Linked DNA regions of Mus musculus: region 2 is linked to region 1. Evidence: chromatin loops called from intact Hi-C (ENCODE). Cell type or tissue: heart. All regions are shown on one strand. Each heading gives the region's core, and the rest is flanking DNA. Links, peaks and the distances in the headings are about the cores only.

Evidence for each region. A loop is a pair of places that touch in the nucleus more often than their neighbours do. Peaks named below come from ENCODE experiments on the same cell type or tissue, not always from the same donor. Only the 100,000 strongest peaks of a DNase experiment are listed, where the experiment ranks them.
Region 2: it touches region 1 in a loop (3-fold over the local background); 12 of 42 quality-filtered maps call a loop at or near these places.

Annotation. Positions count from the first base shown.
Region 1 is chr2:165,522,451-165,534,607 of GRCm38, forward strand. No RefSeq gene overlaps it. Among named protein-coding and RNA genes, the nearest start is that of Slc2a10, 25 kb to the left of the region's middle. In heart, for the core only: CTCF peaks have their summits at 3,346 and 6,860 (motif pointing right); no DNase peak of the experiment used is centred there; H3K27me3 peaks cover 2,354 bases.
Region 2 is chr2:165,895,183-165,907,339 of GRCm38, forward strand. It overlaps a transcript of Zmynd8 not described here. Among named protein-coding and RNA genes, the nearest start is that of 1810021M19Rik, 16 kb to the left of the region's middle. In heart, for the core only: a CTCF peak has its summit at 5,285; no DNase peak of the experiment used is centred there; H3K4me3 peaks cover 2,523 bases; H3K27ac peaks cover 4,255 bases.

The DNA of each region.
Region 1 (12,157 bases), core at 2,883-10,882:
GGTCTAAGAAACATATTGAGTTGGGGTCGTACACGTCTAGAAGTTCAGAACCAGTCTCTGGAAGAAGCCCACGTCTGTGGCCCAGTGACCTCCGTGAACCAATGTGCTGCAGAGGCTGAGCAGCTCTCGTCTCTAACACTTAGGATTTTCTGAGCACCGGTTGGTTTACACGGCCAGATTCTTTTCTCCTATCTGGATAGAAACTGTGGGTAAACTAAACCTCCTCCCTCCCTCTCCACCACACTCCCTCCTTGCCAGACAAGACCTTACTCCCTGTAGCCCAGACTAGTCTGGAACTACTTGGCAATTTCTCCTGCCTCAGCCTTCCAAGCGCTAAGATTATGTATGTGACCCACCACCCCTGTGGCTCTCAGCATGAACAGCCCTGTCCCTGTTTTGGAAGATGGACTTCCAAGACAGACGTTTGTATCTTAAGAGCCAGAGACTTGGTAAATCTAAGCTTTCAAATCTAGGTGTTTACTGCTCTGGGCCTGGAGTAGAATCAGCCACCAAAGCAACAGCCCTTGAGCCTTGGCTCTTCAGCCACTGGTACCCTTTGTTTCTCTGGGAATCGGGTTTGTAGTCCTGTAGCTTTGGGATTTTACCCTCAGAACTCCACAGCTGTTCCCCTCCAAAGCCACTGTCTGGCCACAGACTCTCACCTTCTGGATACTTCTGCTACAGTTTGCCCCTTGGTCCTTGTATCTTCTCCCTCACTCTTTGGCACTCTTAGCAGTTTCCTTAGAGAACCAGAAGTCTTGGGTTTTGATTCATTCCCTAGTCCCTAGCTCAGCACGCTCCGCCAATGGTAAATACCAAAGATAGATAAAAGCCCTCTTGAGAGAAGCCTTTATTGGGCCAGATGTTGCAATACTAGGCAGGTAGGGCACAGACAAGAAGCCTCCTGGTCCAAGGAGACGGAGAAACAGGCTGCTTACAAAGCCAGAAAGGGGAAGTGGGAGGATTTGAACTCCACCAATCACAGCTTTGATTATGCATGGCGTCCCTTCTACCCGACGAATAGATGCGCCACCCACTGCTGTCCTGCTTGGGTTTCTTATCTGCTTGGTTTGTCAACCTGATATAAACCGAGACATATCTGGGAAGAGAAAATGCCCCCAGAAGATTGGACTGTAGGCAAGTCTGTGGGTATGGTCTTGGTTGATGATTGACATGAGAGGAGCCAGCCCACATGGGCAGTGCCATTACTGGGCAGGTGGCCTTGGGTTGTATAAGAGAGAAGGCTGGGCAAGCCATGAGGAGCAAGGCAGGAAGCAGTGTCCTCCATGGCCTCTCCTTCAGTCCCTGTCTCCAGGTTCCTGTCTTAATCTCCTACCGTGGTTTCCTTGGATGATGGACCATGATGTGGAAGTGTAACCCAAATAAACCCTTTCTTCCCCAAGTTGCTTTGGTCATGGTGGTTCATTGCAGCAATAGAATCCCTAAGACAAGAGCTCCACATTGAACCAATCACAGGCATTTTGTTGAGTCTCTAGAGAGATACAATATGCCTGTCCCGAGTGGGGCCAGCTACAGGGTGAGCAGGTTGATCTGGAATCCACTGAGACTCTTCTACAGTGAGCAGAGTTGTTCAAAGCCAGCACAATTTGCCTGGAGCAGTCAGGACTAGAGGGAGGTCTCTAAACACAGGACTTGTGGCTTCATCAGGAACTGTGGTGACAGTGGTCTTTGCAGCTTGAGTGGAGTTGTCCTAGAGTGGTCAGAGAACATTGAAAACCATTACAGGAGGGTCTAGAGGCTGCTTGGCCAATAGCTCCTCACTCATGGTGAGCAGGCACACTGGAAATGTCTGCCAACCGTCCTTCAAGGTGTCGGTCTTAGGGTTTTACTGCTGTGAAGAAATAACATAACCAAGGCAACTTTTATAAAGGACAACATTTAATTGGGGCTGGCTTACAGGTTCAGAGGTTCAGTCCATTATCATCAAGGCAGGGACATGGCAGCATCCAGGCAGGCATGGTGCAGGAGTCAAGAGATCTATGTCTTGTTCTGAAGGCAAACAGAAGAAGACTGGATTCCAGGCAGTTAGGACAGAGTCTTAAATTCACTCCCACAGTGACACACCTACTCCATCAAGGCCACCCCACCAAATACCAACAGCTACTCCCTGGGCCAAACATATTCAAACCACCACAGTGCCAAATAGCTTGTCTATAAGAACACATATGTGTGGGGTAGTGTGCTGGTAAAACAGAACTGGGAATAAGCACTGGACAGTATCAGTGTGGGACCCCATCCCCAGTGTCCTCAAGCAATGTCCCCCACACTTACCTCACGGGTGCTGACCTGTGAAGGGGCACAGTCCCCTCATCCTTGGCTTTAATAAAGAGTAGGGATGTCTCTGCACCTTTGAGCTGGAGGTATGGGTGACAGGGACATGTAGCACCCTGAGTGCTTTTGGAAGACCCCAAAGTTTCCAGCCTCTGCAGGGCAGCGCTGAGCTAAGGCTCTCAAAGCCATCCATCTGTCCCTCTGTCCATCCATCTGTCCATCCGTCCATCCATCCATCCATCTGTCCATCCATCCCTCCATCCATCATTCACCCATCCATCCCTTCTTTCTCTCTCTTCCTCCATCTATCCATCCATCCCTCAACCTGTCCATCTCTCCCTCCATCCACCCATCCATTCATCTGTCTCTGTCCCTCCCTCCCTTTGTCCCTCCCTTCCTCCCTCCCCCTTCTCTACATCTATCCATCTTACCATTCTCTCTGTGATTCTAACATGGATGCAGGGAAGGATCTTGGCCACCCAGTGAGCTTTCCTGGACCTTGGGTTTCAGCCAAACGGGAAACAGGATGAGGCTCCATTCACACATGTTGGTGCCCCCACTTCCCGGCCCACGTGTGCTTAGACACGAGTCCTCGTTCTTCACAGTCTCTGTCTGTCTGGTCCTCCGGGCGGCTGTCCTCTCCTGCCTGCACCAACCCAGCACAGGAAACACCTGCACTTCCCTCTTCATTCCCTAACTCACACAATGCAGCAGTCCCGAGAGCCTTTGTGAACTATGCAGTAACAGGACCAGCTATGCAACTTAGACACCATCCTCCCCTGGTATTCTCCCCTGGGAACAACCTCCTGAGGTCCCAGTTTATCCCTCATTGCCAGTGAGCCTTCTACCCTCTGCATGCCGGCTAACGAGACTAACTTAGGAGGGACAAGGTCAGAGCCAGTAATAATGGATCCAGGAATAGTTCTTAAAAATATGTGTATTTTTCTGAAGAAAAGCATGATATCAGAACTGAGGTGCAGTGTTCAGATTCCTGGGGACACAACCTTAGTTCTGATCTGAAACACCCGAGATGTTATTACACCACACGGACACAAGAGGCCACACCAGGTACCTGTGAACCCGCTTTCTAAGCAGCAACCATTGATGAGGGAGTCTTTGTACCATCTAAATCCAGTCTGGCACCCTTGCTACTCATGTCAAGTCTCCTCTTCTGAATGTTCCCCAGGTCTGGTGACAGCTGAGAACCAGGCCTGTATCCTCAGCCACACAAGGGACCCCAGGACAGGGCTCCATGGGACTGTGCTAGTGAGACTCATGGGTCTTTCAGAGGTCACTGGAAGCTGGAGTTCAGTTTTGTTTTGTTTTGTTTTGTTTTGTTTTGTTTTGTTTTGTTTTGTTTTGTTTTTCTATAGTCAGAACTACAAGGAGGAAAAGAGAGAGAGAGAAGGAGAAAGCCCCAAATGTCACCGAGATTAAAACACAAGAGGGGCCTTCCGGAGATGAGCTGCGGAGCTCTGTACTGTACCCGTGAGCACAGAGCAAGTACATGCTTTTGGGAACAGTGGGCCAGCGGGAAGGCTCAGTAAGGTCACTTGCTGCCAAGCTCTGACCTGAGCTCAATCCTCTGACTTCCACGAGTACACTGTGGTGCTTGTGCGAGTGCGTGCGCATGTACACACACACACAGAGACACACACACAGAGACACACACACACACACACTATGTAGTTACAAATAGAAAGAGATAGCATCTCTTAGCAGAGTGGGGCTCAAGCTTCACTGCCCCTCCCCCCGCCCCATCTCGTCCCCTCTCTGGGTGATTTGTCCTGGTCTCACTCTGATTTTGCTTTTTCTAGAAGGTTGTAGAAATGGACCACACAGTCTGTGGGGTTTTGACACTGCCTCCCTTCACCTAGCAGAGCCCCCGTGAGCTGCAGTCCTGTCCAGTGGTCTATCTGCCCCAGGTTCCCCTTGATTGCCGAGGACGTACTGTTGCAAGGTTCCCTTTCCCCAGCTGAGGGACACTGTGGTGACAGTGGAGGTGGGGGCAGTTTCAGTTCAAGGTAATGACAAACAAGCGGTGATCACTCTTTGAGTAGACCCGGGGACAGTTATTTCTGGGTTGCACACCTGAGGTGGAATTCGAAGTTACCCAGTTAAGTGGGCACTTAAGCTAAGAAAGTTCTGGCAAGAAAGTGTTCGCTGTTCCTCAGAGGAGCTGGAGGAGTAGCTCTGGGTTACAGCACTACCAGCAAGGGATGAGGCCTCATTGCCCTGCACCCTCACAGCTGCTGTGTCACAGCACTGATTTTCTACCACCAAGAGGAGAACTGGGCACACAGTAGGTAGTCACCAAATAGGCACGCAGTGGGTGCTCTACATCACCCTCCAGATGAACAAATGGGCAGCTAGAGGCTGCTATTGCAAAGTGTTATCAGGAAGGGTGTTAATGCACCTATTTTAGTGTGTGTGTGTGTGTGTGTGTGTGTGTGTGTGTATGTGCATGTATGTGGAGGCTAGAGGAACACCTAGGTATCATACTTAGAATGCTGTCTACTACCTTTGAGACAGGATCTCTCATTGACCTGGAGCTCATTACTTAGGCCAGACTGGCTGGCATCCTCCTGTCCCTGCTGCCCAAGAGTGGGATTTTAAGCGTGCACTTCACTTTTTACATAGGTTCTGGGTTTGAACTTGGATCTTCAAACTTCTGAAGCAAGTATTTTACCAACCAAGCCATCTTTTAGCCCTTATTCATTTATTTTTACTGTATTTTAATTACTGATTGATTGGTTGGTTGGTTGATTGATTGATTGATTGCAGTCCCAGGTATTGAACCCAGGACCTTGCAGATTCGAGGCAACGCTTTACCATTGAGACACACTCCCAGTCACGTCATGAGGATTTTATCACAGCCCCTGGCCTCAGTAGAGATGATCTCATATCTGAGGGTCACCCTCCCCTCCTTAGACATCAGGTGACACACCCTCTGTCCTAACCTCTGGTCCCCAGGATCTAGGCTTTGGTGATAGAAAATTCTTTCTCGGGCTGGAGAGATGGCTCAGCGGTTAAGAGCACTGGTTGTTCTTCCAGAGGTCCTGAGTTCAATTCACAACAAACACATGGTGGCTCACAACTATTTGTAATGAGATCTGATGCCTTCTTCTGGTGTGTCTGAAGACAGCGACGACAGTGTACTTACATACATAAAATTAATAAACCTTAAAACAAACAAGCAAAAAAACAAAAACCCCAGGAAACTTTCTCCCCGAGAAGCAAGGAGGCCCGACTGTAGCAGGACCCAGATCTTCTCTCTACTCTGTGCCTGCCTGCGAGGCCCTGGAGACTAAGCTGTGCTCTAATCCTTTTCTAAACACAAATGCAGGAAGCCCAGTGGCCAGGGAGTGGGGCAGGTGTTAGTTTTTTCAGCTGTCTCTGACCCCTTTGGGGGATGCCAGAGCCCTGCTCTGCTGAGGTCACCCCATCCCACCCTCACCTGCATGCGTTTACCACAATCTCATCTCCTCTTTTCCTCTTCCACAAAGCCTCTGGCCCTTTCTGTTCTTATTTTTCTATGTTAATTGGAGACTGGTCCCCTTGCTGGGGGGGGGGGGGGGGCAGAGACAATGCCAACCACAACAGACTCAGCAGGCCAGTGAAAGGAGTTCCCCAGAGATCCTTCACAGTGGGACCCTCCAGCAGGAGGAATGCTGGGGGGGGGTGCTCTGTGAAGGCAGTGGTGGCATGGGTGGGGTGTAAGTAGGAGAGAGAAACTCAGGGTCCCTCTTAGGGTTCTATTGCTGTGATAAAACACCATGACCAATAGGCTTATTTCACTCACAGTTCCATAGAATACTTCATCATTAAGAACAGAGAGGTCAGGAACTCATTCAGGGCAGAAACCTGCAAGCAGGAGCTGATGCAGAGGCCACGGAGGGGTACTGCATACTGGCTTATTCCTCATGGCTTGCTCAACCTGCTTTCTTATGGAACCCAGGACCACCAGGTCAGGAGAGCCCCTCCCCACAGACCATCGGCTGAGCCCTTCCCCACCAATCACTGAAACTATAGGTTGCAACCGCATTTGGGGTCGAAGGACCCTTTCACAGGGGTCACCAAAGACCCATCAGAAAACACGGATATTTTCGTTACAATTCATGACAGTAGCAAAGTCACACCTATGAAGTATCAACGAAAGTAACTTGATGGTTGGGGTCAGGTTTGCCCCTGACAGGCACACAGGATGAAGAACACTTCCCACAATGTCACTGGTGCTCAGATGAGAACCCCTGCCTAACGTTGCCTTGTATGGTGAGAGCCTGAGACACAAAGCAGGTAGGTGGCATATCTGAAGACATGCAGCCCCAAGGAGCCATGTTGACTGGGATTTACCCAGGTATCTCCTGGCTCCTAAGATGGGAATGGAGTTTCTGGGGCATATACTTAGGGGCTTCAACAGAGTGTAAGAAGAATAAGGGTGATGTGAAGTATTTGGGGGTGAAGATCTGTCATGGTCCCTCTTGTAGTCTGCTTCTGGTGGAAGGAAACCTGCTCCCCTGCCTCTGTTCCCCACCAGGCAAACGCTGTACTGCAGTTCTACAGCATGACCAGCAGAGGGCGCAAGTGCACCTTTGTGTTTCCTCGTTACAGCTTTTCCTTAAAAGGGAACAGGGCACCTTCAAGAAAATGAGGAAAACATGCAAAAGCAGAAAGAAAGAAAAAATTCATCTTGCAAGGAGCCGGGCGGTAGTGGTGCACGCCTTTAATTCCAGCACTCGGGAGGCAGGTGGATCTCTGATTCGAGGCCAGCCTGGTCTACAGAGTGAGTTCCAAGACAGCCTGTACTACACAGAGAAACCCTATTTCGAAAACCCAACAAAACAAACAAACGAAAACAAAGAAATCCCTAAAAATATTGGCTTCCGAGGGTTGTTCAGCAGAGGAGCAGTGTATGCTTTGTCCTGTCCTTTCTGGAGTTGAATCTGTTGACAATAGTTTCTTGACACAGGTGTAACCTCCCGGTACACACACTATACAGCCTAGGTTTGTCACATCATAACTTTGCCTGTGAGCCACAAGCCCTTCATATAGCACCTAATGATGGCTGTAAAGTGGGGTGTACCTCATCAGCCCACAGGAGTTAACTTGGCTGTGCCCACTGTGGAGATCTGACAAACTCGGAGGTAAGGTCTTTGCCTCAGCTGCCAGGACAGACCAGACCATCACTGACTTTACCCAGGATGGCGTTTCTGAGAGAACCCCCCGGGAGAGCTCCTCAGAGGAGGAGAAGGTGGAGACCAGAGGGGCACCAGCAAGGAGTCTGGGGAGGTCCAGTCAGGAAGGCCCCTGGACTGCTTTGCGGGAAGACCCTGCTGGGGTTGAGAGGAGACAGAGGGAGAGAGGCAGGAAGGTCTGAGACACCTGCTCCCTTCTCTGCTTCTGGGCAGATGTGCCATGGATGGGGAGAACTCAGCAGGATGGCAAGGCCCACCCCACCCCCGACGGCAGCCTGTGAGGAAGGGACAGGGCTGCTGACAACCTGGGCTTCTAACAGGGAGGATGGTCTGGTGGGAACAGGCAGAGCTGGGCGGGGCACCTTTATAACTCGTTACTTGTTTACTCCTTCATGTTGCAAAAGTAATTCCTGGCTGCGGTAGAAACATTTATACTATACAGTCAAGAACAAGGAAGGGAGCCGACAGGGGAGGAAGCGGGAGAGCAGACACACCTTCCAACCAGAGGCCTCAGAAGTGTTTCAAGTCGGTCAGTCAGTCTGCCTATCTATCTATCTATCTATCTATCTATCTATCTATCTATCTATCTATCTATCTATCTATCTATCTCTATCTTCTATCTATCCATCCATCCTCCCACCCACCCACCAACCCACCTATAACCCACCTATCTACCTACCTACCTACCCATCTGCAATCACACGTGTCTGTGGCCATCACAGGACGCCTTGTAGGAGTCAGTGTCCTCCTACCATGTGGATACTGGCATCGAACTCAGGTCACTGGGCTTGCCAGCAAGTGTCTTTGCTCATGGGACTATCTCATTGGCTCCTCCAGTATCATTTAAAGCATTCCCTTTTGGTAAGCTCTTTAACAGGGTGTGTGTGTGTGTGTGTGTGTGTGTGTGTGTGTATACATGCTCACACACATGAACATTCATTCAGCAGCTACTGTGCACCACGTATTTCTTTGGCTGCTACAACATGACAGAGAACGAAGAGACTGAAGTCCTTGAGGGCTGATGCGGCAAAGAGGGCAGCACGGTCGGTCGGGCCCTGTGTATGCAGTGTGCCGGCAGGCAGAAAGCCAGGTGTGGATGTGGGTTCTGCGTGGGCTTGGTATTTGTACCTGCGTGAAGGATATGACAGAGCAGAGGCCTGAAGCTTAGAGGAAGCAAAGCATTTACAGGGTGGGCAGCCAGGCGAAGGCACTCATCTGAACAGGCTGGGGACAGCTTCCCACTAAGTTGACACTTAGAGGATGGGGCGGAGTCAGCCTTGAGGAAGATGTCACTAACACTTCTGGGGTGGGGTGGGGCTACAACTCATCTCACCCTCTGCCCAGCACTGTAGCCGGATCCCAACATGCCCGCCCAGTGTTTGACTGTGGCTTCTCTGGCTATGCCAGCCTCAAGGGCCGACCTGCTTGCTGCTGAAGCTTGGTGCCTGACGTGGGACTGACACATGGTCGGGAACTCTGCATCGGTGAGATCACTCAGTGAATGGACACTGCGCTGGAGTACAGCTTGGAGGTTCACACTGCCTCAGGGTGCTCAGAACAGGCAACGGAATAAATACAAGGCTCTGTGATTGAGTAGGGGGTGAAGCAGCTGTTACTGGCAGAAATCTACTACAGCCCATCCGGCTGTCTTAATCACAGTTCAGATTAACCTCTGGCCCTAGCACCATGGAGGACATCTGATCCTGGGTGAACCCCCCCAACCACCCCCCAGTTTCCATTTCTGCATCCAGAAAATGGGGATAAAAACAGGCCATTGAAAGGATTGACAGATGTCTCAAAGGTCACAGATGAAGAGGGAGCTGGGGCATTGGATTCTCTCACTACAAAACTCTCTACCATGTCATGAAGGTTGGAAGGTGGGCAAGGCCAGTACAAAGCCTGAGGGATACCACAGGGCCTTTGCACTGGCTGGGCCCTCTTCCTCTGATTCTTTCCGCTCACCCGGGTCTCAGGCTGGTTATCACTGCTGAAGGAGGTCACCTGACCACTATGCCCTTACCACCTCCCCTTCCTGCCCCTCTCCCCTCCCCTCTGTCATCTTATTCCAAGCCCCATCACCACCGGAAGCTGCCACAGGTCTACCTTCATACCCACCCCTTCCCCACCCCAGTGCTTCAGAGATGGCAGGGTCTCCGCATCATCAGCTGCTGTCGGGGCCATCACAGGCACTCAGGAAATGGACATTCGGTGAATGACCAGGAATGACTGAAGGAATGGTTGTATTAGAACATCGGGGGACCCCTGGAATGAAGGGGGCCAGGAAGCCACTCTCCCCAGGTGGAGTGAGGTGGGGGGAGGGCAGGGGGAAGGGGGGACTGTTTCCTGCCAGGGTGAAGACAGATCTCCAGGAAATACCAAGCTGCCTCGCCATGTTCCAGCTTTTGGAATTCAGCCTTAATGTGGTTTCTGCATATTGGGAATAATAAAAACCGTAGGCGATGTCTGCGTGGAACATACTCCCTGATTCAATTTCCACCCTGCTTTTGGGTGTGCTGTTACACTGTCTGGTCCTGGGGGTGATGACGTTGGATGCAGAGCCAGTTCCATGGGAAGGCCCAGACAGGTGACCTAGTGCAGGGCTTTGGCATCCTGAGACCATAGGAAATGAAATACCCCTGGAACTCAGTGTTTATGGGTGCACACACATGCACACACAAGTCACAGAGTCAAGTACTGACCAGACTTCGTGCAACACGCAGTTATTTCATATTTGTTACATTTCCTCCTTTCTAAACGACGCTCACACACTGACAGTTTGGTTTCATATCCAACTTCCCAGCTGGTCAGCTCAGTAATGGAAATCAGCAGCCTAAAGGCTATATACATAGGGACCCAAGATGGACTGAAGGCCTGGCTTTTGACGGAGAATGCACAACAGAGCCAGGGCAGAGAACTATCTTTCTAGTAGTGCAGACATCTGGAATCCTGGGGTTTGGGTACCCCAAACCTTGGTGTGCTGGAACCCAGCCCTTTGGACCACAGATCAGGATATCCCACCTCCTCCCAACAGACCAATCCACACCGAGCCTCGAGCCAGGTGTGGAGCCAGGAGTACTGGAGGGAAAGGTACACGAGCCGGGCAGAGGATTAGAACTGCCCCTTCTGTGAGCTAGTCAAGGTATATTTAAAGTTAACTGGTGTGTGTGTGTGTGTGTGTGTGTGTGTGTGTGTGTGTGTGTTTCACTCTTGAATCCAGATAGCTCTTGGGCAGGTGCACAGGAAAAACCCATTGGAAGCACAAAGCAGTTAACATACTACCGGGCTACACTGTTCCAGACTACTGCTACACTGTTCCCTGTCAGCTCAGTTGACAGACTACCGCTACACTGTTACCCGTTAGTAAGGTTGACAGACTACTCCTACACTGTTCTCTGCCAGCAGCCAGGCTGTCCTGGTCTTCATGGCTCCTGACAAAACCAAGTTCCTTTGTCCCTGCTCTTGGCATCTGTTCCCTGCTGGTTGTACCAGAGTATGAGTGTGTTGGTATAGGTGCAGGCAGCATGACCCTGCTGTGTCCTTGTCCAGCAGTTTGGTTCATAGTAGGATTTCAATAAAGTTGTTGCTGGACTGCAGGAATAAGGGGTCAAGCTGCTGGCACCCAGGTTTGGGGAGAGTATGCAGAGCCTGTTCATTTGTTCTTGTGAACAAGTGGCAGGAAATGGCTTGGGCTGGGGACCAGGGGCATTTAGAGGACAAACCTGGGGTATGATTCTTTGGTGCCATTCCCTCAGTTCTGAGGAGACTCAGTGCTCTACTCTGCACCAGCTGCCCCCACCTGCTGTGGCTCCCAAGTCCCCAAGGTGCAGCTATTGTGACGGAGGGGCTGGACTTCCTACCTGGAAGTCTGTGATAATGGCCTCAGTGTCACTGTGACCACTGCTGTGTTGAGTGGGTTCAACCTAGACTGCACAGCAGCCCCCCACAGGGAGAAGCCACTCTGGAACACAGTCCCCAGCCGGCCCTTCTCAAATAGCTCCGAAGACACTGACTAATGTTCACTCAGCTGGTCATCAGCTGTGCTGCCAGCCAGAGGCCACATCCACTTGATGGCTGTCACACTGACAGAGAGCCCCCAGTGTTGACAGCACGGAAGCCCTCTGGAACCCTGTGGTTTTTCCAATAATCCTTCGCACCCAGAGGACAAATTCCTGACTAGACCACCTGGCCACAGCTACAGCCGAGGCCGAGAGGCTGAGAGTGACTGGTACATTGCCATCACTGGCCACACAGAAGAAGCAGAGGTACGGGGGACGTTGTTCCCTAATTACAGTTATGGGGGTGTGAAGGATGCTGGGAGTGAGTGACAGACACTGTGTGGTCCATCCTCTCTGTTGAAGCTGGTTTTGCAGTGCCGGATGGGCCACACCCACTCCCACGAGAGTTATAGTCTGGGTCAAGGAGGAAACAAGTCAGCAAGGAGCAACCAAAGTGCAAAGGCCTGAGGTGACAGCCAGAGCTCCCGAGGAGCCAACTGGGGACTAATGTGGGGACAAGGGAAGTGTCTAAGTCAGTGAAGCACTTGCCACACAAACTTGAGGGCCAGAGTTCAGATCTTGAGTACCTACACAAAAGGCTAGCATGGTGCCTGCAATTACACACACACACACACACACACACACTCGCACATGCACACACTCACACATGTACAC
Region 2 (12,157 bases), core at 1,301-9,300, 370 kb after region 1:
TAAAAGGGATGGGACCGAGAATGGGAGAGCTACCCTGCCCGGCACGTGCAAAGGTCCTACCCACAGCACTACAGAAACCAGATGTGGTGTTAAAGGCTTGTGATCCCAGCACTTAGGAGATGGATTCGGGGCGGGGGTGGGGGGGAATCGGGTGTTCAAAGTCATCCTGGCTACACTGTGAGTTCAAGGCTAGCCTGGGACATGTGAGACCCTGCGAAAGAAGGAAGAAAAAGAGGGAGGGGGAAAAGGGAGAGAGAGAGATGGCGATGCCGACCCAGGAACTAAGCTCCTTCTCAGGCCAGGCTCCGGCTCTTCCTGCCCAGCTGCAGGACCCCAGATAATGTCCATGTCCACGATTCATACGCACAAGGATCATAGAGTTTTCAGGAGAATGAGACAGACACCAGAAAGCAAACATCTCTCTGCCCCAAGCCAAGCATGGAGAAGTGCTCCAACATGGCCACTGCCTTGCTGTCCTCTGGGGACCCCCACAGCTCCCTGTGCTCCTGAGAACAGATGACCCTCAGTGAGGCCCCCTGCCTCTGATCCCTTTTCTGCTTCTCAGCTTCCAGGGAGCCGGATGGTTCTTCTACGCTGAGATGCTACCAGGCTGGGTTCCCCAGTCCTCACAGGGTCCTTCTGATGAACAAGAACTCAGAGCTCCAATCCTGAGAGCCCTTCCTACCTGTTTCCCACCAGGAAAGACTTCCTGGTTCCAGAAACCTATGGCGTGAAACACATGGCCTTGGCCACTGCTATTTCTCAGAGTGCCTAGTTATTATTGGGACCTGAGGTTGAGCAAGGCATACCAGTTTCTTCCTGGCTGGCAGGCAGCAGCTCTGGTTCAATATCCCCCCTAACTGACTGCGCCAAACTCTACCCTGCTACTTTAACCCTCAGTCTTCAAGGCAGCAGTAGGCAAGCCTCAGGCTCCCGTGTTCCACCACCTGCATGGCTTCAGTAGGCCCGGGTGCCTTGCTCCCCCGGGGAACCATTTGTCCCTTCTACCAGCTCTGCCCCCTCACTCTCCCTTAGGGAACCTGGGAGCAGCAGATCCCAGGAAGAAAACATGGCAGTCATCGGGATCCTACCCACAAGGTGACAGATCACCTGCTTGCTCAAAACTCCTAGGCAACCAGCGGGCTGGATGGTGCTTCCGGTTCCTCAGGAGAATTAAGCAAGAGGGCGACGGCTGGAAGGCCTGGGCTACAGAGCGAGATCCCCTCTCAGCAGAGAACCAGGGCTCAGAGTGAGGTGAGGCCGAGCGCACCTGCGCTCCCTTCACTCTGATTGGAGGAAGGAGGAGCCGGTCAAGTTGACCCAAGGTTAAGCGAGTTCAAGGCCAGCCTGGGCTGTGTGAAAAACGGTCTCAGGGCTGGAGAAACGCATCCCACTTGTAATAATTTTGGGCTGCTGGCGTGTGTCCATAGGAGGTCAGGGACCTGCAGGGTCAAATGACCCCACAGCATCTAAGACATTTCCCTGAGCTCGGCAGTTGAAATACTTGCTGCTCGCACATTACGCTGTTTTAGATTTTACCCACACTCCCCACCCCACCCCAGCTCTATGTTCAGCTCTATGCCAGCACCTTCCGGTCTCCTTACTCAGCTCAGGCTTCTCAGGAGGACCCCCACCTTAGGCCTGAGTAGTCCCCTCAGGACCACACTCACATGACTTGGGTTCCGGCTTCCTGAGACAACTCATTTACCTCCAGAACCCAGCATTCTCTCCGCACTTACTTTGAATCTATACAAAAGCAAGGACTTTGTATCTCTGGCTGCCTTTCTTCCCAGTGCTGGCACAGGCCTGGGGCGTAGTAACTAATCAATCAATCAATCAATACTTGTCCATGAACAGCCTCTTTTCTTCTTCAATAAAGTTTTCATGCAAGATGTCTGTCCGGTGGGTCAGACATGGCACCCTCTGGCTCAGAGACAACTGTGAACCATATAATCTCTCACGTATGCCCACTACCTCTCCCTGAACTGTTTGTCAATGCAAGTCACTCCCGTCACTTGGGGCTTTTTTGAGGTCCTCCAAACAGATCTACAGCCTACTACAGCAAATAGTTCCCATCACATCCAAAGCTTTCATCTGAAGCTCCTGCTTCAGCTCCGGAGGCCAAATGCCACCTCCTCCTGGGAGCCCTCTGGGATCACACCACAGACAGTTCTATTTTCTTCCCAGTGCAACTTTTCTCCCCTTAGCAACTTTTAAATTTTCCCGCTGGGTTTGCTTTCTGGGGCAGGAACTTGGTCATTCATAAACACTACTATAGACCTGGAGTATCCCACACACCAAGAGTTTCAAGGTCTGTAGATCCAAGTAAAAACTCGAAAACCTCTTAAGTGCTCTCTTGTCAGTGAATATGGTGACTTCATGTGGCTTGCTGGGGATTGAGGCAAGCGCCTTGCCGTGACAACGACGCTACCATCTTCCTTTCCTTTAAGGACAGCTTGTCTTTACTGAAGGCGTTACCAAGTACCAATCACCTTTTTTTGTTTGTTTTGTTTTTTGTTTTTGTTGAGCCAGGGTTTCTCTTTGTAGCCCTGTCCATCCTGGAACTCACTCTGTAGACCAGGCTGGCCTAAAATCAGAGATTCATCTGCCTCTGCCTCTGGAGGCTTAAAGGTATGTGTCAGCACACCTGTTGTGAGGTGGTTTTTTTTTTTAACTATGTATCTAAAACAAGTCTAGATCCACAATTCCTTCTCCCTTAAGGGTTGGAATTTCACCACAAATGGTTTATTTATTTACATTTTGTCTTTTGTTGTGTACACGTGTTTTGTGTTTGTGAGTGCATGCATGCTCATATATATATATATATATATATATATATATATATATATACATATATATATGTGTGTGTGTGTCTGTGTGTCTGTGTGTGTGTGTTTGTGTGTGTGTGCACGCGTGCGCACGTGAGTGAGCCCACACATGTGCCTGTGCCTATGCGCTCTCCCTTATGAGAAAACCAAAGGACAATTTGTGGTAGTCAGTGCTCTCCTACCATGGGAGCCCTGGGATTGAACTCAGGCTACCAAGCTTGGCAGCAAGCACCTTTACCCACAAAGCCATCTCAGCAACCTCTCTCTCTCTCTCTCTCTCTTTCTATATATATATATATATATATATATATACTTTTTTTTTAAAACAGTGTAGCCCAGGCTGTTACCATCTCTCACCTACGGTCTTCCACCCTAAACCTCCTAAAAACTGGGATTAACTCTTGCACATTTTGCATATGAATGGTCCTAACCGGCCTAAGAGGCTGATTTTACTATCTCTGATCGAGAGCAGGTGGGTGACAGCAGGAACCAAAATTAAGAACCTCTTCTACCTGCAAAAGGAAGGCACTTCACCGAGTGGAGCGCTTGCCTAGCGTGCTCCAGGGTCTGCGTTCCATCACTACTAGCACCAGGGTGTGAAAAAGACATTTATAAGAAAAAAAATGCACAGAAAACCCTCTCCTTCTCTAAAACTCCAAGAAACAGATCCTATGGGAAGAGGACCCAAAGTCACGTGCGAGAGGCCATCAGAAAACCAAGCAACACCAAACACACACCGACAAAATGGAGACCACGGCGAGCAACTTGATCACAAAATCAGAGCCTCTCCCACCCAGGTCCCCGCAGAACACATCCATGTCCCCTACACCCAGTTATGCAAGCCCCTAAACATGACCCTTGATCTCAGCTCCACAACCGTCAGTCCCCAGTCCTGTGACACGTACCTTCCCGACATCTTCCACCCCTGGCTCCTGCGACTGCGTAGCTCCATGGGCAGAGGAACACCCGCCCTAAGGCCTCAGCTATCTGTTCTCTGGGTAGGAGGGAGCAGTCTCCCATCAGCCTCCAGGCCCTGACTCTTCCCATCCCCCACACCCTCCAGCTACTGGGAGCTTTTGAAATTTCAATTCTGACCAGGTCACTTCCCCGTCCCCACCCCCCATCTCCAAAACCCCTAAAAGGTCTCCCTTTGTTCTCGGGCGTCCGTCTCAAATTCTTCTTCCAGACTTTGGAGGCCTGCAAGATTCCCTCTTCCACTCTAGCGCCTAGCTCTGGGCTCAGGGCAACCCAGAAGGCTCTGGAGCTGGGCTGTCTGGATTCAGATCTCTCTCCTGGAACTAACTTCTCTGGCCTTGTGAGTTAGTGGGGCAAGAGCACCTCCCAGACCACTGACTGGATTACATTTCTTCTTGTCAAGGTGCTTACATAGCGCCATTATGCAGCCTTCAAAAACCAACACAATTTCATGACTTGAGGGAAGTCCCCCTCAGTCAATCTGATGACTGGACTGCTAACTGTCCCCTTGGCATTAATGATAATCATAAATTAACACTTGGTGATGTCTAACAGCTAAGATGAAGTTCTGGGCTGGGATACAGCTCAGGGTATCCCCAATACAACCCAAGGGATTTGAGTGCCAGCACTCACAAAACTGCTCACAGCTGTCTGTAACTGCAGATGCAGGGGATCCAACGCCCTCTAATGGCCTCTACAGGCACCAGGCACACAAAGTGGTCCACAGACACTTTTGCAAGGCAGGCAAAACACCCGTTCATTCAAAATAAAACGTGGAAAAGAAAAGGAAAAAAAGAGCCAGGCGATGGTGGCATACGCCTTAAATCCCAGCACTCAAGAGGCAGAGGCAGGAGAGTATCTGTGAGTTCGAGGCCAGCCAGGTCTAAAGAGCAAGTTCCAGGATAGCCAGGGCTACACAGAGAAACTCTGTCTCCGGGAAAAAAAGGAAGGAAAAAAACTTATAAATTCTTACAACTGGTTTCTCATTTAATGCCTGGCTCAATGTTGTATCTCTCTGGCACATAGAAGGTCCTTTAAAAAGTCGGGGTGGAGCATGCGCTACAAACCTGGTGTCTGGGACCACGTGGTGAAAGGGGAGGAGTTTATCTCTAACCTCTCCAAATATGCTGTGGCCACCACTCCTGACATACAAAGAAATACAGTAAAAAGTCTGATAAACCAATTGGGTGGCACACATCCAGGAAAAAGAGAAGCTAGCAGGGGCTGCCTAGGGAATTCCAGGCTATCCAGTGCCACAGGGTGATATCTCAAAAGACAAAACAAACAAACAAATAAAATCTTGTGAATGGCAATGACTGAATGAACAAACTTTAGGATTCCCAATTCCTTGGCTTCTCTGTTCAAAAGAAGCAGAAGTGAGTCGTATGGAAGGAGGGAGAACGCGGAGGGTGGGGGTGGGGGTGGGGCGCCAGTGTTACCAAAGGCAGCTGCTGCCCTCTGTATACAAAACAAGACCGGGAATGCTTAGAGAGCTGGGATCAGAGGCGCTAGGATGTGGGCCACCGGAGAACTGGCTGCAACTCAAAGGAGCGACTGCGGAGCCCAGAGAAACCCCCGGATAACATGCACAAAACTGACAGAAACGTGAAAGTACCCGCAGGGATGGAGGGGCCGGTCTGTAGACTCTAGGCCTCTCTGTCCTTGTCCCTTTCCACTGTTGAGCAGCCTCAGGAGCAGTGGCACACCGTGACGCCTCTGGTCCCAGCCCAGGCCTCCTCCCTCCTGAAATCAGACACCAGGGAATCTCAGATAAAAAGGCTAGTTGGGCCAGTCCACCCCACATTTACTGCAGCTCTACTTCCTCTCTGGGCCCATCAAACCCTACCCTGCAATGAAGCCTTCTGCTTACCAGAGTTGCTTGTCTCCTCTGCTTCCGAGAGGGCGAGACATTCAAGAAAATGACCCACACCACTCTATACACTAACCATCCTTCCCTCCTGGTCCTGGATTTGCATTTCCTGGGTACCGTCTCGCTTAGGGTTTTTATTGCTGCAACAAACACCATGACCAAAACGCAAGTTGTGGAGGAAAGGGTTTATTCGGCTTACACTTTAGGACAGGAAATCAAGCCGGGTAGGAGCCTGGAGGCAAGAGCTGCCGTGGGAGCCATGGATGGTGCTGCTTTTTGGTTTACCTTCTCACGCCTTGCTCAGCCTGCTCAGTCACCTAGGATCACCAGCCCGGGGATGGCACCACCCACAATGGGCTGGCCCTCTCCAATTGATTACTAATTGAGAAAACGCCTTACAGCTGGGTCTCATAGAGGCATTTCCTCAAATGAGGCTCCTTTTTCTCTGATGACTCTAGCCTGGGTCAAGTTGACACAAAAGACAGGGTTTCCTCTGTGAGACCCTGGCTGTCTTGGAACTCACTCTGTAGACCAGGCTGGCCTGGAACTCAGAGATCTGCCTTTGCCTCCAGAATGCTAGGATTAAAGTGGAGCACCACCACAGCCTGGCATCTTCTCCTGAATTCTGCTGAACCCATCTTACAGAAGAGGAAAACTGAGGACTTGCCATTCCACTGGAAGATCTAGAAATAAACTATCTGAATCGTGTCTGGGTCTCTCCTGATGACATGCTTCCAGTCTATACGAGATGTGACTATAAAATAAGTAGTCCCCTACAAACTGTTGTGTGACAAAACTTTTCCTGGGGAGTTACAACACATCTACTCACTCCAGACAGGAAACCCATGACAGACCAAAATACCAAGTCCCACTTGGTCAACCCATGGGCTTTATTGGGGTTACATACAGGAGTAGAAATAACTTTTAAAAAGTCTCATGACAGGGCGGTAGTTTGCCTCTCATCCCAGCACTCAGAGGCAGAGGCAGGTGGATCTCTGCATCACCAAGTGTCCACCCCAGCACAGGTGACAGCTGATCACAAGCTGGGAACCTAGGGTACAGAGCACAGCCTGCAGACAGCTTTAGGAGAACTTCCTTCTAGCAACTGGGTACAGTCAATTAGATGACAGCCTTACGACTGATTTTTGTAGGCAGTAAGCTATAGCCTGCTCTTGGAGATGATGGTCAAAGACTTAGGGAAACCTAGTGCCTACTTCAGAGTCACCTCGACTATGCTGGCTGACTTTGTGTCTCCCCCTCCCCCCCCCCGCCTTTGTTTTTTTTCGAGACAGAGTTTCTCTGTATAGCCCTGGATGTCCTGGAACTCACTTTGTAGACCAGGCTGGCCTCGAACTCAGAAATCCACCTGCCTCTACCTCCCGAGTGCTGGGATTAAAGGCGTGCACCACCACGCCCAGCTTGTGTCTTATCTTTATTGTTCTTGTTTTGGTTGGCTGTGACAGGGTGTGAATAGGTTTGGCACTCCCCAATAGTCAAATGTGTTTTGAGTGCTTGGCCCAAAGGAAGTGGCACTTTTAGGAGGTGTGGCCTTGTTGGAGAAATTGTGACCTCCTTGGAGGAAGTGTGTACTGTGGGGGCCGGCTTTGAGGTCTCCAATGCTCAAGCTACACCCTTCTGCTACCTTCTGCTACCTACAGATCAAGAGGGATGTAGAACCGGGCGTGGTGGCGCATGCCTTTAATCCCAGCACTCGGGAGGCAGAGGCAGGCAGATTTCTAAGTTTGAGGCCAGCCTGGTCTACAGAGTGAGTTCCAGGACAGCCAGGGCTATACAGAGAAACTCTATCTCAAAAGAAAAAAAAAAAAAGGATGTAGAAGGCCTCAAACTCACAGAGTCAGCATCTGCTCCTAAGTCAAGTGCTGGCTTTAAAGTTTTTGAAACAGGGTCTCACTATGGAGCTCAGGGTGATGTGGAATTTGCTTACAGTACTGTCTCAGTTTGGGTTTTACTGCTGTGAACAGACACCATGACCAAGGCAACTCTTATAAGGACAACATTTAACTGGGGCTGGCTTACAGGTTCAGAGGTTCGGTCCATTATCATGGCAGCATCCAGGCAGGCATGGTGCAGGAGGAGCTGAGAGTTCTACATCTTCATCTGAAGGCTGCTAGCAGAATATTGCCTTTGCAGAGCATTGGCTTCCAGGCAGCTAGGATGAGGGTCTTAAAGCCCATGCCCACAGTGACACACACACCTACTCCAACAGGGCCACACCTTCTAATAGTGCCACTTCCTGGGCCAAATATATACAAACCATCACAGCAGCCATAGCCAAGGATAACTTTGAACTTCAACCCTTTCACTTCCACCTCCCAAGTGCTAAGATGATGGAAACTCTCCATCAAACCCAGTGCATTCAAAACTGGACCTGGGGCTGGTGAGATGGCTCAGTGGGTAAGAGCACCCGACTGCTCTTCCGAAGGTCCGAAGTTCAAATCCCAGCAACCACATGGTGGCTCACAACCATCCGTAACGAGATCTGACGCCCTCTTCTGGAGTGTCTGAAGACAGCTACAGTGTACTTACATATAATAAATAAATAAATCTTTAAAAAAAAAAAAACAAAAAAAAAAACTGGACCTGGACACCCAGAGCTGTGCCCATGCTAGGCAAACACTCTACCAACTGGGCCACACCCCAGCTCTTGGCTGTCCTGGGCCTCCCAGGCTCCTAAGGTAGCTATAGATACCTTGCAGAAAGAATCCCACCTATCCATGTTCATTATGGCTCATCAGCCCACAGTAGGTCTACCAGGCCTCAGCCCACAGTAGATCTACCAGGCTTCCCTTATAAGCTATGAGTCAGAGCTCTGTTCTTTTTTTTTTTTTCTTGATTTCTTTGTTGTTTTGTTTTGTTTTAATTTTTTTTTTGTTTATTTAATGTATGAATACTCTGCTGCATATACATCTGCCTGCCTGAAGAGGGCATCAGATCCCCCCTACAGAAGGTTGTGAGCCACCATGTGGTTGCTGGGAATTGAACTCAGGACCTCTGGAAAAGCAGTCAGTGCTCATAACCACTGAGCCATCTCACCAGTCCCCCATTTTGTTTTGTTTGGTTTGGTTTGGTTTTGTGGTTTTGTTTTGTTTTGTTTTGTTGAGACAGGGTTTCTCTGTGTAGCCCTCATTGTCCTGGAACTCACTTTGTAGACCAGGCTGGCCTCGAACTTATCTGCACCTGCCTACACTCATTTTTAATTAAAAAAAAAAAAACTAACTTGTTTTTGTTTGTTTGTTTGTTTAGATCTATCTATGTGTCTATGCCACCCGGGTGGGTGCCCAGAGGCAGTGCCAAATCCCCTGCAGTTACTGATCCTTCTGCTCCTACTCGAACGTGCTAGGATGAAAATCAGAGCTGAGGCTACAATAGCTAAGGACTCTACCAAGCAAGCTACATCCCTAGCATTGGGGGCCTGTTTTCTTTTTTAAGATTTATCAAAAGAATGTACATCACCAGGTCTAGCTAAAAGATTTTTGCGAGTGTATATCTATATGAAGTGAGTGCAGATGCCTGTGGAGGCCAGAAGAGGGCGTCAGATTCCCCAGAGCTGGCATCACGAGCAGTTGTGAGCTACCTGAGTGGATGGTGGGAGTCGAACTCAGGACCTCTGCGAGAACAGTAGGTCCTTTCCTGGAGGCATCTCTTCAGCTTCCAAAGGCTTAGTGGGTTTGTATATTTGTTTCCTTTTGTGGGACAAGAGCTCATGTAGCCCAGGCTGGCCTCTGACTTGCTGTGTAGCTGAGGATGAGCTTGACCTGACCCTCCCACCTGCCTTCATTTGCAGGGATTGCAGGCATGTGCCGCAGCACAGGGCTAGCATGGAGCTCTGGAAACTGGCCTGAGCTGGTCTCCTGTTTTCCTCTCTGTGACACTCTGTGGCCTTATTCCAGTTTCCTTTCAGGGCACAGTCCCAGTACTGGGCCCTCCCCATCCCCACAGTTCCAAGGAGAGTCATACAAAGGCTGGGGGGTAGGGGTGGAGTGGGGTGAGGTCTCCCCTTCTCTCTATAGCTGAGGGGTACATATCCCAAGGACCCTAAGTGTGGGGCTGCTCTATGGCTGAAGACACCCTAGACATGGTGTTGAGGGGCACTCTTTGCCACAGTTTGAGTTGAAAGCAAAGTCCACTCCCAGGCTCTCTAGACACTGCCACAGACCCCAGGAGGTACCCACCCAACCCCTGCCCAGGTTGAATGCAGTTCCCCAGGCACCTCCAAACCTCCCTGCGTGTCTCATCCCGGTCTGGGCTCAGCTGTCCCCTCTGAGAGGCCCCCACTCCCATCATTGTCACTGCCTCCTGCTCAGCAGCAGTTGACAGCTAGCAGGCCATTGCCACTCGCCAGAACGCAGGCTTCTGAAAGGCAACAGCTTGGTCCAGCTTCTATAGCTTTCATCTCATCTAGAGACACATGACCAACTAAGGAGCTTGCAGCTCTTCCTGTCTGCATTCAGTTCCCAGAACCCACAGCAGCTCCTGGGGATCCGATGCTAGGCACCTACAGGTAAACATTACCTAATGCCACACACACAACACAATGAATGTGTCTGATCTTGTCAGCTAAGTAGGGTCAGGCCTGGTTAGCACTCGGATGGGAGATGTGCCCATCCACACTCAATCCCACACGAGTAAAAGTAAATACTACAAATAAATATACAAAAGAGGTGTTTCCATCGGGTAGGACCCATCCAGTCCCATTTTAACTTAATTACTTCTATAAAGACTCTATTTCCACACAAGGCCATTCCTGTGCAGCAGAGGGTTAGGATGTTGGTGCTAGGAATCGAACCTATGTCCTCTGAGTGACCAGCGAATGCTTTAGCTGCTGAGCCCTCTCTACAGCCCTGTATCTGTTGCTCTTGCAGAAGATCCAGATTTGATTTTCAGCAGACAGGGAAGGCTTACAACTCTCTGTAACTCCAGTTCTGGGGGATCTGAGGTCTTCCTCTGATTTCCTTAGACACCAGGATTGTGTGTCATACACATCCATACATATATGCAGGCGAAACACTCACATACATTAAACCAACAAACACAAACAAACAAACAAACAAACAAAAAGGTAAGGTCTGGGGGCTGCCTGCTTGTTAAACCACACTTACAGCTTAGCATCTTTAACTCCAGCTCAGGAGGATCTGATGACCTCGGTTAGCCTCCAAGGGCGCATGCGCACACATACACATACCTGGCACACATGCACACACATAGTACACACTCACGCATGCACATAGATAAAAGTAAATCATAAATACGGGGAAAAAAAAAAGAGGGCTGGAGAGATAGCTTAGTGGGTCATGTGCGTACTGCACTAACAACACATTAACAACATGGACTTAAGTGCAGCCCTCAGAAATCCTGTTAAAATCTGCCCTGGGGAATTAAAGGCAAGAGGTTGTCTGGGAGTTCAAGGCCAGCTTGGTCTACACAGTGAGGTAGCCAGGGCTACACAATGAGCCTTACACACACACAAACACACACACACACACAAAGTGGGGCCGGGCGGGGCAGAGCAGGGCGTCCAGACGTTTGTGTGACTGACTTCCAGCTGGCCAGCCTCTATATGCAGATGCACAGACTGCACACATGCACTCAAGAATGTTTGTTTGTAATCTGGATGAGACCAGAAATCGCTGGAGGCTCTCCGCGGAGGAGACAGGGAGGAAACGCTTAGCTGTCTTAGAGGCTGAATCTGGACTAAAAGAAGCCAGAGCAGGTCGCAGGGAGCAGTGGGGGAGGGGCGCCCAGCTGGAACATTCCAGGCCCGAGATGGACATACCTCAGGCTAGGGTGGAAAATACGAAGATGGCCAGAACTGACAAGCTCTGGATCATTTAGAAATCAGACTGACAGGGCTGGGGGAGGGAGAGAGGCAGAGGAGACAAGATGCCTTCTGAGATCCTCTGCTCTCTGGGAGTCAGCTGATGGGAACTTGCGTTGGTGCCAGCTGACACAGGAACGGTGGTGGGGTCGGGTGGCACTAGCATCTAGTGGATATAGGAGCTGTGGTTGGAGGTGACATCACCCCCAACTGGCATCATGGAGAGACTCAGTTCAGATGTCAGACCATGAAGCTCTCTGGGGCTGTGATGAAATACACAGTTAGAACCCGGCATGGTGGCACATGCCTTTAATCCCACCAGAGGCAGGCAGATCTGTGAGTTTGGGGCCAGCCTAGTCTACAAGCAAGTTCCAGGACAGCCAGGGCTACACAGAGAAACCCCGTTTAGGAGTGTGGGGAGAGATGAGACAGAGGCGGGAAAGGGATGGCTGGGAATTTCCAGAGAAGAAAAGTAAGCAGAGGACTAGCCAGATGGACACCTCAATACTCTGTGGGGGGGCGGGGGGGGGGGGAGAAAGGGTTTGGAGGAAGGAGTTATTAGCCAAATCAAGGCTCCAGAAAGATCACATGGGCTAAAGCCTGAGAACTGACCAGTTTGCCATGATGGTCACAGGCGAGTGCCCAGCT